Linked DNA regions of Homo sapiens: region 1 is linked to region 2. Evidence: chromatin contacts called from ENCODE Hi-C data. All regions are on one chromosome and are shown on one strand. The core of a region is the stretch at or near the end of the contact, and the rest is flanking DNA. Distances in the headings are between cores, read along the strand shown.

The links. A loop is a pair of places that touch in the nucleus more often than their neighbours do. Pooled maps may share reads with other maps.
Region 1: a loop to region 2 is called in a map of endothelial cell of umbilical vein, with 4 times the contacts of the local background. The contact joins two enhancer-like sites. A Hi-C loop is called at or near these places in 2 of 168 maps with a recorded cell type or tissue (Calu3 and endothelial cell of umbilical vein) and 4 of 50 pooled maps.

Annotation. Positions count from the first base shown.
Region 1 is chr6:12,537,601-12,543,449 of GRCh38, reverse strand. No RefSeq gene overlaps it. Among named protein-coding and RNA genes, the nearest start is that of LINC02530, 45 kb to the left of the region's middle. Within about 2 kb of position 4,454, at least 7 of the 41 ENCODE cell types and tissues checked have a DNase peak (open chromatin) inside an H3K27ac peak, as active enhancers do; they include endothelial cell of umbilical vein, where a contact is called at or near this core.
Region 2 is chr6:12,313,035-12,318,909 of GRCh38, reverse strand. No RefSeq gene overlaps it. Among named protein-coding and RNA genes, the nearest start is that of EDN1, 26 kb to the right of the region's middle. Within about 2 kb of position 4,574, at least 9 of the 41 ENCODE cell types and tissues checked have a DNase peak (open chromatin) inside an H3K27ac peak, as active enhancers do; they include endothelial cell of umbilical vein, where a contact is called at or near this core.

The DNA.
Region 1 (5,849 bases), core at 3,205-5,704, 220 kb before region 2:
TGGATGGCATTTTCAGTAGAATACTGAGCCATATGCAGAAAACTGAAACTGGACCCCTTCCTTACGCCTTATACAAAAATTAATTCAAGATGGATTAAAGACTTAAATGTAAAACCACAAACCATAAAAACTCTAGAAGAAAACATAGGCAATACCATTCAGGACACAGGCATGGGCAAAGACTTCATGACGAAAATGCCAAAAGCAATTGCAACAAAAGCCAAAATTGACAAATGGGATCCAATTAAATGAAAAAGCTTCTGACAGGAACAAAAAAACAAAAACAAAAACAAAAAACTGTCATCAGAGTAAACAGGCAACCTACAGAATGGGAGAAAATTTTTGCAATCTACCCATCTGACAAAGCGCTAATATCCAGAATTTATAAGGAACTTGAACATATTTACAAGAAAAAGACAGACAACCCCATCAAAAAGTGGGCAAAGGATGTGAACAGACACTTCTCAAAAGAAGACAATGATGCAGCCAACAAACATGAAAAAAAGTCAACATCACTGACCATCAGAGAAATGCAAATCAAAACCACAATGAGATACCATCTCACACCAGTCAGATTGGCAATTATTAAAAAGTCAGGAAACAATAAATGCTGATGAGGCTGTGGAAAAATAGAATGCTTTTACACTGTTGGTGGGAATATAAATTAGTTCAACTGTTGTGGAAGACAGTGTGGTGATTCCTCAAGGATCTAGAACCAGAAATACCATTTGGCCCAGCAATCCCATTACTGGGTATATACCCAAATCAACATAAATCATTATACTATAAAGACACATGCACACATATGTTTATTGCAGCACTCTTTACAATAGCAAAGACTTGGAACCAACCCAAATGCCCATCAATGATAGACCGAATAAAGAAAATGTGGTACATATACACCATGGAATACTATGCAGCCATAAAAAAGAATGAGATCATGTCCTTTGCAGGGACATGGATGAAGCTGGAAGCCATCATCCTCAGCAAACTAACACAGAAACAGAAAACCAAACACTGCATGTTCTCACTCATAAGTGGGAGTTGAACATTGAGAACACACGGACACAGAGAGGGGAATGACACACAGCCGGGCCTGTTGCAGGATGGGAGGTGAGGGGAAGGAACTTAGAGGATGGGTCAATAGGTGCAGCAAACCACCATGGCACACGTATACCTACGTAACAAACCTGCAGGTTCAGCACATGTATCCCATTTTTTTTTAGAAGAAATTAAGATTAAAAGAAAAAGAAAAGAATACTGGGATAAAGACCATGGTTTCTTAAATACCTTAAATGAAGATAGTATATACATAACATATTGATAAAAGATGGCTATTGTGATAAAAGTACTTCATATTTTTGTATTGAAACATGATCATCAGGCTGTAACATAAGCATATTTTGCTAACAAGCCTTCAAACAACTTCTAATAGTATCTTGATAGCAGTGGTGTGAATATATTTTGTGATGCAACAGAGGTCTCAAGTTTCTTAAACGGTTATTTTCTGAGCACCTACCATGTGCCAGGCACAGTTCTAAATGTGAACCCTGACAGAACAGAGATCACACCAGAGTGTGGGATAGTGTGGTATCTTGGAAGCCCAAGCAAGAAAGTGCATCAGGAAGAATACAGCAAACAAGTACCTCAGATGCCGCTGGTGGTAGGTCAGGTGGTATGAGGATTGAGAGTCAAATATGAATTTTGCAACAAGGTCACTGGTACCCTTCTTCAGAACAGTTTTAGTACAATGGTTGGAGTGGGGGTGAGGAGTGGAGGCCAGGTTGGAAGAGTTTAAAAGGGTATGAAAGAAGAGAAATTGAAGAAATTGCTGAAGGAGTTTTGCTTCATGGAGATCCTATGAAATGGGACAATAGAAAGCAAATTTCGTTACAAGAAAATTTTGTTTTTAGATGAGAGAAATAAAAGAATATTGGTAAGCTAATATAAATGAATCATAGGAAAAGAAAAATAGATGGTATTGGAAAGAGAGGGAATAAGTGCATTTTACTGACTGGTTGACGTTTCAGATATGGGAAAACACAAGAGCTATCTGTCTTTGAAGGTAAGAAGGAGAAATACAATACTTACTGTAGAGCCACAGCAAGCAACAGAAATCAAATTGCATAGGTGGGAGATTGGAAAACAAAATGAAAACCTAAACCATGTTTAAATATGAATAAATTTGTTAATTTCATAACCAGTATGTAACTTTTAACTGTAACAATTTGAGTTAAATACTAGAGATTGTAGAGTACCATCACATTAAGATTTTTATTATCCAGGATGTTTGGAAAATAGAATGTTTTAGCTAAGAGAATTATACTAAGTTCACCTAAAGTAGATATGAATAATATAAAATATACTTACCCCTAAAACTGCATGAAGTAGACTTGAGTCTTTCATTATTTGGAGGATACATTTGGAAGTTGCAAATAGCCTCAGGGTTAATGTTTGAAGCATTGTAAATTATTGAGTGAGAATAATATATAGACAGATAAACTCATTTTATAGTAACACTTTTATACTATTCTGTAAAGGGTCAGGTAGTGGATAATTTCAGATTTGCAAGACCTGTGGTCTCTGTTGCACCTATTTATCCTTGCCATTGTGGCTTGAAAGTAACCACAGATAATACACAAACGAATGAGAATGTTCAATGAAATTTTATTTGAAAACACAGGCAGAGGACTGGATTTGGACTGTGAGCAGTAGTTTGCCAACCCCTTCCATAGAGGATAATTTATTTCAAGAAATCCCTTAATTTTATATAATATTGCATTATGGTTAAGGCTCCAGAGCCTTGGGTAGCTCTGAAGCTACCCAAGCTGTGTGTCTGACATAAATAAACTCCGGACATGAGAAAGTATTGCCGTGCCTGTTGTCAGGCTTTGAAACCAGTAAAAGGTGATTTGGGATGATCTTGCTCAAGTAGCTTCATCTCTTTAAACCTTAATTTCCTCATCTGTAAAATGGGATAACACCGATCCATAAAGTGATTGTGAAGGGCTATGAGCTATTGTTTATTGGGGCTGATTTTACTTAGATCAGCTGGTTTCCCTGGATTTGGGGCTCTTCTCTGTCAATGTTAAGTGTGAAATATTCTCCTGAGAGTCTTTCTAGCTTCTGTCATTCAGATGCCACATATGTGGTGATTGTTGTAAATCACCAGGATGAGAGACATCACTACCAGCTTCCACCTCCCCAGATCTCTTCATTCTACTTTGATCTTCCAGGTATAATAAAAATGTTCAGGTTTCCTGTGGAAGTTTCTTAGAGCGAGTGATTATTTCTTAAGAAGAGTTTAATCAGCTTCAGTTATTTGGTTCATTAGGAAGGTAAACAACTACAATTGAAGTCCTCATGTGGGAGTCTTTCTTCGTGTGAGCCACCATGTTGAGGCATGGAGACCATGGGATATAGGGTCCTGTTTGTAAGGTGATGCTATCTTTTGCCCTCTTTACCCTTAGGTTTTTCTAGACATGAAACGCTTAAAAGTGACTTATGCAGTCACTTTTAGCCAGGAGGCAATTCATAAAATGCCTCGATAGAAAATATTAGAGAGAGATGAAGGATTGTACCAGGTTAAGGATCTTTGCAGGTTACCTGGTGCCCAAGATCATCCCTTCAAGGCCATCACACTGGGCTGTCCCTCAGATTGGGTAACTTTACTTCCTCTTGACCTCCATAGCACTTACACACTGTAGTGTAATTGCCTGTTTTCTAGTCTCAGGGCTTAGCACAGTGCCTGGTGCTTAGTAGGGGTTCCATCAACTTTTGATGAGTGCCCATGAGAATAAGTATCATCAATGATATTAAGTAAAAGGACACGCAAGAAAGAACTGGCCGAGACAATATTTAAAATAAAGAGGAGTCATTGCTGTGAAGAGAGTTATTGCTAAACCCTGCATTTATTTTAGTATCAGCAGACCTACACCCCTCCCGTGGCATAATTCCGTTTCAAAAAGTAAACTAGAATCAGCAACATCACAAAGAAATGATAAGAATAGGGGCCAATAGGGACAGGGGAAAGAAACTGCCCTAAACCCTTTTGTGTTTTTCATTCCTTGTTAATTCATTCCATTTCTCAAGTCACTTCCCCTTCTAAGGAAAGGAGCAGAGATGCTCGGCATCTTCCTTTGGTTGCTACTTATCCAGATGGGTGGTAAGTCCATTGGGCAAAGGTCATGTCTACACTCCACAGACCTTTCAAAAATATTTACTATCTAGGTGGGAGCCAATCCTTGCTCACAAATCTGACCCACCAGAGAAAAGAATGCAGAGTCTGCAGAAACCAACCACCTTCCCCTTGTGCTCAGGTTAAACTTTCCACCCCGATGCCAGACCACAGAGAACAGCCGCTTCCTGGAAATTGGGCAGCACCGAAATGACCTTCAGCCAGTGTTGCCCTGGAGACCGTTGCAGTGTGTTGGAACCAGCCACGGGGCTGCGTGTCTCCGTGCTGACCTCACTGAAGGGAAGGGCAAGGTCAGGAGGCCACGGAAGAGCCAATTCTGTGTGGTATGTTGATTTGGGCAAATATGTTTATACATCAAACCTCTGTTTTTGGTGCTTCCATTTTCTAACTAAATGCTCTCCTCTTCCAAATTGTAGCACAGTGGCTTCTGTTCTCAGAAGGTTTGTCCCACACCAAACGGGAGCAGTCTATGTGATTGAGACTCTGGGTTTGGGGAGACCAAACTCTCCATAGCAGTGATTTAGGCATTTGAGGGATAATCAGAAGCGAACAGTGGAACCTGGCTTGCCTTTCTTTCATGCCATGCCAAGACTCTCGTCCTCAACCCTTTGCCCTCCATACCCTTAAAAGAAGACTGGGAATTGGGGGCAGTGGCTCACACCCATAATCCCGGTGCTTTTTTGAGGCCAAAGTAGGACAGTCACTTGACGCCAGGAGTTTGAGACCAGCCTGGGCACCCAGTGAGACCCTGTCTCTACAAAAAAAAAAAAAAAAAAAAAAAAGCCAGGTGTGATGGCTTATGCCTGTAATCCCAGCACTTTAGGGGGCAGAGGCAGGCAGATCACCTGAGGTCAGGAGTTGGAGTCCAGCCTGGCCAACACGGCGAAACCCCATCTCAATTAAAAATACAAAAATTAGCCAGTTGTGGTGGTGCGTGCCTGTAATCCCAGCTACTCGGGAGCGTGAAGCAGGAGAATTGCTTGAACCTGGGAGGCAGAGGTTGCAGTGAGCCGAGATCGTGCCATTGCACTCCAGCCTGGGCAACAGAGCGGGACTTTGTCTCAAAAACAAAACAAAACAAAACAAAATTACCCAGGTCTTTTGGCATGTGCCTGTAGTCCCAGCTACTCAGGAGGCTGAGGTGGTAGGATCAATCGAGGCCAGGAGTTCAAGGTTAGAGTGAGCTGTGATCTCACCACTGTACACCATCCTGGGCAACAGAGTGAGACCCTATCTCAAAATAAATAAATACATACATACATACTTTCATAAAATAAAAAATAAAATTTCACTTCTACTGCCCTTGCCTCAAATAAGAACTTGGAATGCTCAGCCTAGTTGGCTGTAATATGGGCTTTTAGGTGCTTAGGATTTGTACTTAAGGAACAAAGAACTTGCTATTTACCAGGTAGTAAAAAACACTTCAAGTCCTTAAACATTATTTTTACTGTAAGGGAAGCACTTGTCAGCCCCCCAGTCATTTCAGATATGATTTCCGAAAGGGACATTCTTTCATTCTTCTCTCCTTACAGGCATAAACATTCTGCATTTTAAACTGGAAACATACAATGTTATCTACTTCTGGTGTCTTATGTAACTTTCCAGGAATGCTGAAAGACTTTCCGGGCTCCGTGAGGTTGGGAATGGGGGA
Region 2 (5,875 bases), core at 3,325-5,824:
CCCACGCCCCTGCTTTACACCAAGTGCCAGGAAATAGCAGTTGGCCACTGGCCAAGGGGCAGGAATGCTGGGAGAGATCTCTCCTGAGGTGCAGGGGCATAGGGTCTCCTGAAGTCTGTAGTCATAGTGGGAGACCTGAGGGATGCTCTCTGGCACCCAGTGCTTATACTAAATAAAAGGCATCAGAGTGTAGTTTCATTTCAAATTTGGGTTGTATTACCATAACTAAAGCCACAACAAAGTTCAGGCCCACCTCAACGACAGACTTCATCTGCCAAACTCCTATACGAATAACTGGACAGAAGATGAGGCATGCCCTTTTCTGAGGGTAAATAAGTGGTGTCTCAGTCTCTACTGTTTTTTAAAAAAATACCTAATGTCTGGCGTTCAATCTGAAATTTAAAAACAAACACAAAAAAGCAAGAAGACAAACAAGCAAAAAAGAAAAAAAAGTCAATAAAACCAGACCCTAAGATGGCAAAAACGTTGGTATAGGTGGAATCCAACCTATACCTGGATCCATTCTGGATCCAGAATGATCCAAAACCTGAAACATTTTGAGTGCCAACAGGACACCACAAGTAGAAAATTCCACACCTGACCTCATGTGACAGGTCATAGTCAAAACACAATCAAAATTTGTTTCATGCACAAAATTATTTAAAATATTATGTAAAATTACCTTCAGGCTATGTATGTAAGGTATATATAAAATATAAATGCATTTTGTGTTTAGACGTGGGTCCCATCCCCAAGATATCTTATTATATTTATCTAACTATTCAAAATCCAAAAAAAGTCCAAATTCCAAACCACCTTGGGTCCCAAACATTTTGGGTAAGGGATACTCAGCCTATATTTTCGAAATAACTTTTAAACTTATAAATATATATATATATATACACACACACATATGTATATATATACACACATATGTATATATAGGTATGTATGTATATATATGTGTATATATGTATATATGTATATATGTGTATATATATGTATATATGTATATATATATATATGTGTGTGTATATATATACACACACACACACCTATATATGCCTTAAGGAAATATTGGCAAATCAAATCTGGCAACACACAAAAAGCTATAATGAAAAAATAAGTCATGACCAAGTGGGATATATTCAGAAATGTAAGATTGGTTCAATGTGTGAAAATAAATCAGTGTAAATTGCCACATTAAGAGAATAAAGGAGAAAAAAATCATCTCAATAGATGCAGAAAATGAACTTGATGAAATTCAACACTGATTCACGATAAAAACTATCAGCAAACTAGAAATAGAGGAAATTTTCTCAATCAAATTACAGATTATTCTTTAAACTAGTAACATTAAATCCTTTTCCACTAGGATTAGGAGCAAGGCAAGAACATTCACTCAACACTTCTATTCAGCAATATTCTAGAAGATATGGTAATTTTATAGAGTAAGTCAATGCAATAAAAAGCACAAACATTCTAAAGGAAAAAATCATTGTTATTCAAAGAACATGTGACATAGCAAACTCCATGGAATCTACACAAATATTTTTAAAAGTAATAAAAGAGTGCAGCAAAGCTTTAGGGTAAAAGTCAGTATATATTCTGCACTAACAATAAAAACTGGCAAATAAAAATTTTAAAATATGACCACACAATTAAATGGCTAGGAATAAATATAATGAAATATGCAAGATCTCTACATTGAAAACTACAAAACATTGTTAAAAGAAACTGAAAACCTAACTTAATAAAAAGCCACACTGGTTTCTTTTATTTAGTCTAGTTTTATCTGTTTACTTATTTATTTATTTTGAGACAGGGTCTTGCTCTGTCGCCCAGGCTGGAGTCCAGTGGCACAATCTCAGCTCACTGCAACCTCCACCCCCCTGGTTCAAGTGATTCTTGTGCCTCAGCCTCCCAAGTAGCTGGGATTACAGGCATGCACCATCACATCTGGCTAATTTTTGTATTTTTAGTAGAGATGGGGTTTCACCATGTTGACCAGGCTGGTCTCGAACTCCTGGCCTGTTGTGTTCTGTCCACCTCAACCTCCCAAAGTGTTGGGATTACTGGCGTGAGCCACTGTGCCCGGCAAAAAGGCATACTGTTTTTGTAAGACTGAATGTTGTTAAGATATCCATCCTTCCTAAATCGAGGATAAATTCAACCCAATTCGATCAAAATTCAAGCATCATTTTTTAAAGGAAGTGCCAAGTTGTTTCTAAAATAAATACAGAAACCCAGAGGGCACAAAACAGCCAAACGATCTTGATAAAAAAGAACAAAGTTAGAGATCTTACACTAATCAATCTGAAAACATACTCTACAGCTATAGATATTGTGATAGTGATCTATGGAAATGAAAGGAGTCCAGAAATAGATCAATGGAACAAAATAGAGAACCCAGAAATAGCCACACACACACATATACTAATGGCTTCTTAACAAAAGCACCAAGTCATTCCAATGGGGAAATGAAAGACTTTTAGACAAATAGTGCTAGAACACCTGGATATTGGGGGAAAAAATGAGTCTTGACCACCCCCCGCCTTATACCGTGCACAAAAATTAATTTGATATGGATCATAGACAAAAACATAAAGACTAAAAACCTAAAGTCTCTAAGAGGAACCTTGAGAATATAGCACAACATTTGGGAAGACAAAGATGTCTTAAGCAGGACATAAAAAGGAGTAATTTAAAAAAAATGATGTCAGACTTCATAAATATTAATAATTTCTGTTCATCAGAAGCCATCATTAAAAAATAAATTCTCAAGCTACAAACTGGAAAATACCTATGCAATACATATGTCTAATAAAGGACTCATATCCAGGATGTATAGAGAACTCTTAAAAACCAACAATAAAAACACAAAAAAGTCAATTTGTAAAAACAGGCAAAATACATGAACGTGCCTATCACATAGGAAGAACGAATGGCCAGTAAGCTCAACACCGTAGATCATCAGGGAAATGCCAACTAATGCCACAGTGAAATGGCATTTCACACAAATCATCATAGCTGAAGTAAATAAACTGTGATAATACCAAATGTTGGACTAAGTAAAATAAAAATATTGACAATACCAAGCATGAAGCAATTCGATATCCCAGGCACTGCTGGTAAGAATATAAGAATGGTATAACCAGTTTGGAAAAATTTTGGAACTTTCATATAAAGTTAACCATAAACCTACTTATGGCCCCGCAATTCTACTCTCAGATATTTATGCAAGAGAAATGGAAAAAAAGAACATAAAAAAGACTTTTACAAGAGTGCTCACAGCACTCTTAGTAACAGCTCCAAATAGAAACAATTCCATTGTACTCATACAGGAGAATTGATAAATGTATTGTCATATATTTGTACAATGGAATATTACTCAGCAATAAAGTAGAACAAACTGCTGACAAAGGCAATAACATGAACAAATCTCAAAAACATTATGTTGAGCAAAATTAGCAAGACCTAAAAGAATATATACTGAGGTGCTACATTTTATAGAAGCAAAGCTAACTTATGGTGAAAGAAATCAGAACAGTGACTTCTCCTAGGCTCTAGTGGGGCTGGGGGTAGGGCAGGAGTGAGTGTGTGTGAGGGAACTGACTGGAAAAGGAAATGAGGGGTTTTCTGGGTGAAGGAGGTGTTTTCTATCTTGGTTTGGATGGGTATATATAATTGTAAAATCCATCAAATGGGATCACTGTCTAGGCATTTTATTGTATATAAATTATACCTCATTAAGATGATTAAAAATTTTAAAGAGACCCATAACTTATAAAACATCTTTAAAAACCCGAGGCAAAATCTCTGAAAACATTTACTGGAAGGGAACAAAATAAAAACATCCTGAAACTAATGGGCTGCAACACCTTTGCAATCTGACAAAAGGATGACTCTTCACATCTACCTCCTCCGTACTTCAGTACAAGCCTTTTTGGTGTTGCAACATTGTCCAAGTTAGGAGAAATGCTATGTTCCTCTGGCCCTGGGTCAGAGAGCGATGGGATTGACCAAAAGGAAGGACCAGTGGAATTGACCAAAGGAAAGCAAATGCTTAGCTTGGTCTTGATGTAAAGGGTCAACCAACACACACGTACTGCCAATTGACGCTCATTGACATGGTCAGTGTCAGACTTCTGGTGGAGAGAAAAATGCTACTTCTGTCCGTGCATTCCAAGAGTCAAATTCGCCAAGCTGCAGAAGGCAGTCAGCAACAACAAGGAATTGCTTGCACACAGGCCAGTCATTCCTGATGCTCTTTCTTTTCCTGGATATTTCTGTTGGTGGGCACGAGCAAGCAAAGGGAGCTTAGAGTGAAACCCAAGCATTAGTGAGAAATTAGAGTTGACAGATGAGTGTGGGAGGGTGGGGAAGGAGGGAGTGAGGACGGCATCTCCTTCCCCATGTCAAGCATATTTCTCACCCGTTACAATGCTCCTTGTTCTCTGATGTGTCCTTTCCCATAGAGGAAGTTATTTGTGAGAGAGGAGGAGAGGAGCTAGCTCATGGGAAAAAAATGTCTCTCGGGCTGTGAGCAGTGAATTGGCTTGTGCCCAAGTAATGTCCTCAAGGTGTGCCATGAGAGATGAAGTCACTTGGCTCATTTTACCAGCTTCAGGATGGCATTAAGACCTGACAAAGCCAGGCAACACGTACAAGGAAACTAACCTGAGGCAGGACCGTGGCACTGAAGGAGTCTCCCTGGATGCAGCAAAGGTGGAGACCTTGTCCAAGAAAAATGCTGGACGGGCCTTTACCCCAAAGAGGAAAGCTGGGTCATGGAACAAGGAAATGAATTACATCAAGTGAAAATGCACATCTGATGCCCAGTCCAGACCAAGGCATGTACGCTTCCAGAGGCACGCTAGCATGCTGGCACCCCTTCAAACTATTATTCTTTGCATATTTTGTTTGTTCAGCGTGTATCTAGTTAAAAAAAAAGAGAGAGAGAGAAGAAGAAGAAGAAATAAAAAAATGAAAGGGAAAAAATGCTTTTTGAGAGGAGGAAGGGGTAAGCTTTTTTGAAACATAACACATACGGGAAAGAGCATATATCTTGATGTGCAGCTTGGAGCATTCCTCCAAAGTGAACACGCCTATGTTCTCAGCACCCAGACCAAGAAACAGAAGACAGAAGTCCCCCAGGCTCTCCTCTGCCCACTACCACCCCACCCCCTAAAGGGAGCTGCTCTCTTGACTTCTAACATTGAAACTGTTTTTTTAATTCGTGAAGTTGTAAAGCTTTTTATGTTCACACTAAATCGCTAAATTTATCATTTTAATTTATTTGGAGCTCTTTCATTTCGTGGCTTATGTTGTTGCCCATAGCCAGAGGACAATTTGCACTCACATTCCTAAGTAGAGGTCAGTGACACGTATATATTGCAAGGCGGTGTTCCCTAGGTAGAGCACTTCATCTCGTCTTTTTTTATTTCAGCACGTCTGTTCCTGCTGACTTCGAATGATTGTCAAGTGGCTGGACTCAGATGTTAGCCGTCTGTCATTGCTGCTAATAACATATTCATGTACAAAAACAACAGAGGTAGGTTGATGCTGGGGAGGAGTGTTTTTTTTTTTTTTATACTGGAAGACATCATCTACTTTGGTCAAAGTAAAACAATTTTTATTTCCAGTAATGAAAGGAGTTGCATGTGGAAACCTGAGTTACCAGGCACCGTTTTTCTGATTTATTATAAGGATGTGTTAGCACCATTTCTTAGAAACTGATATTCCAGAGAGATGCCCAGTCTTTTATCAGATATATGTATTGCAAATATTTTCTTCAGTCTGTGACTTGACAAACCTCTTAGTACCTTCTGGCCTGAAAGTCTCTAAGACTCTCAGTTCAGGCTTGTAGATGACT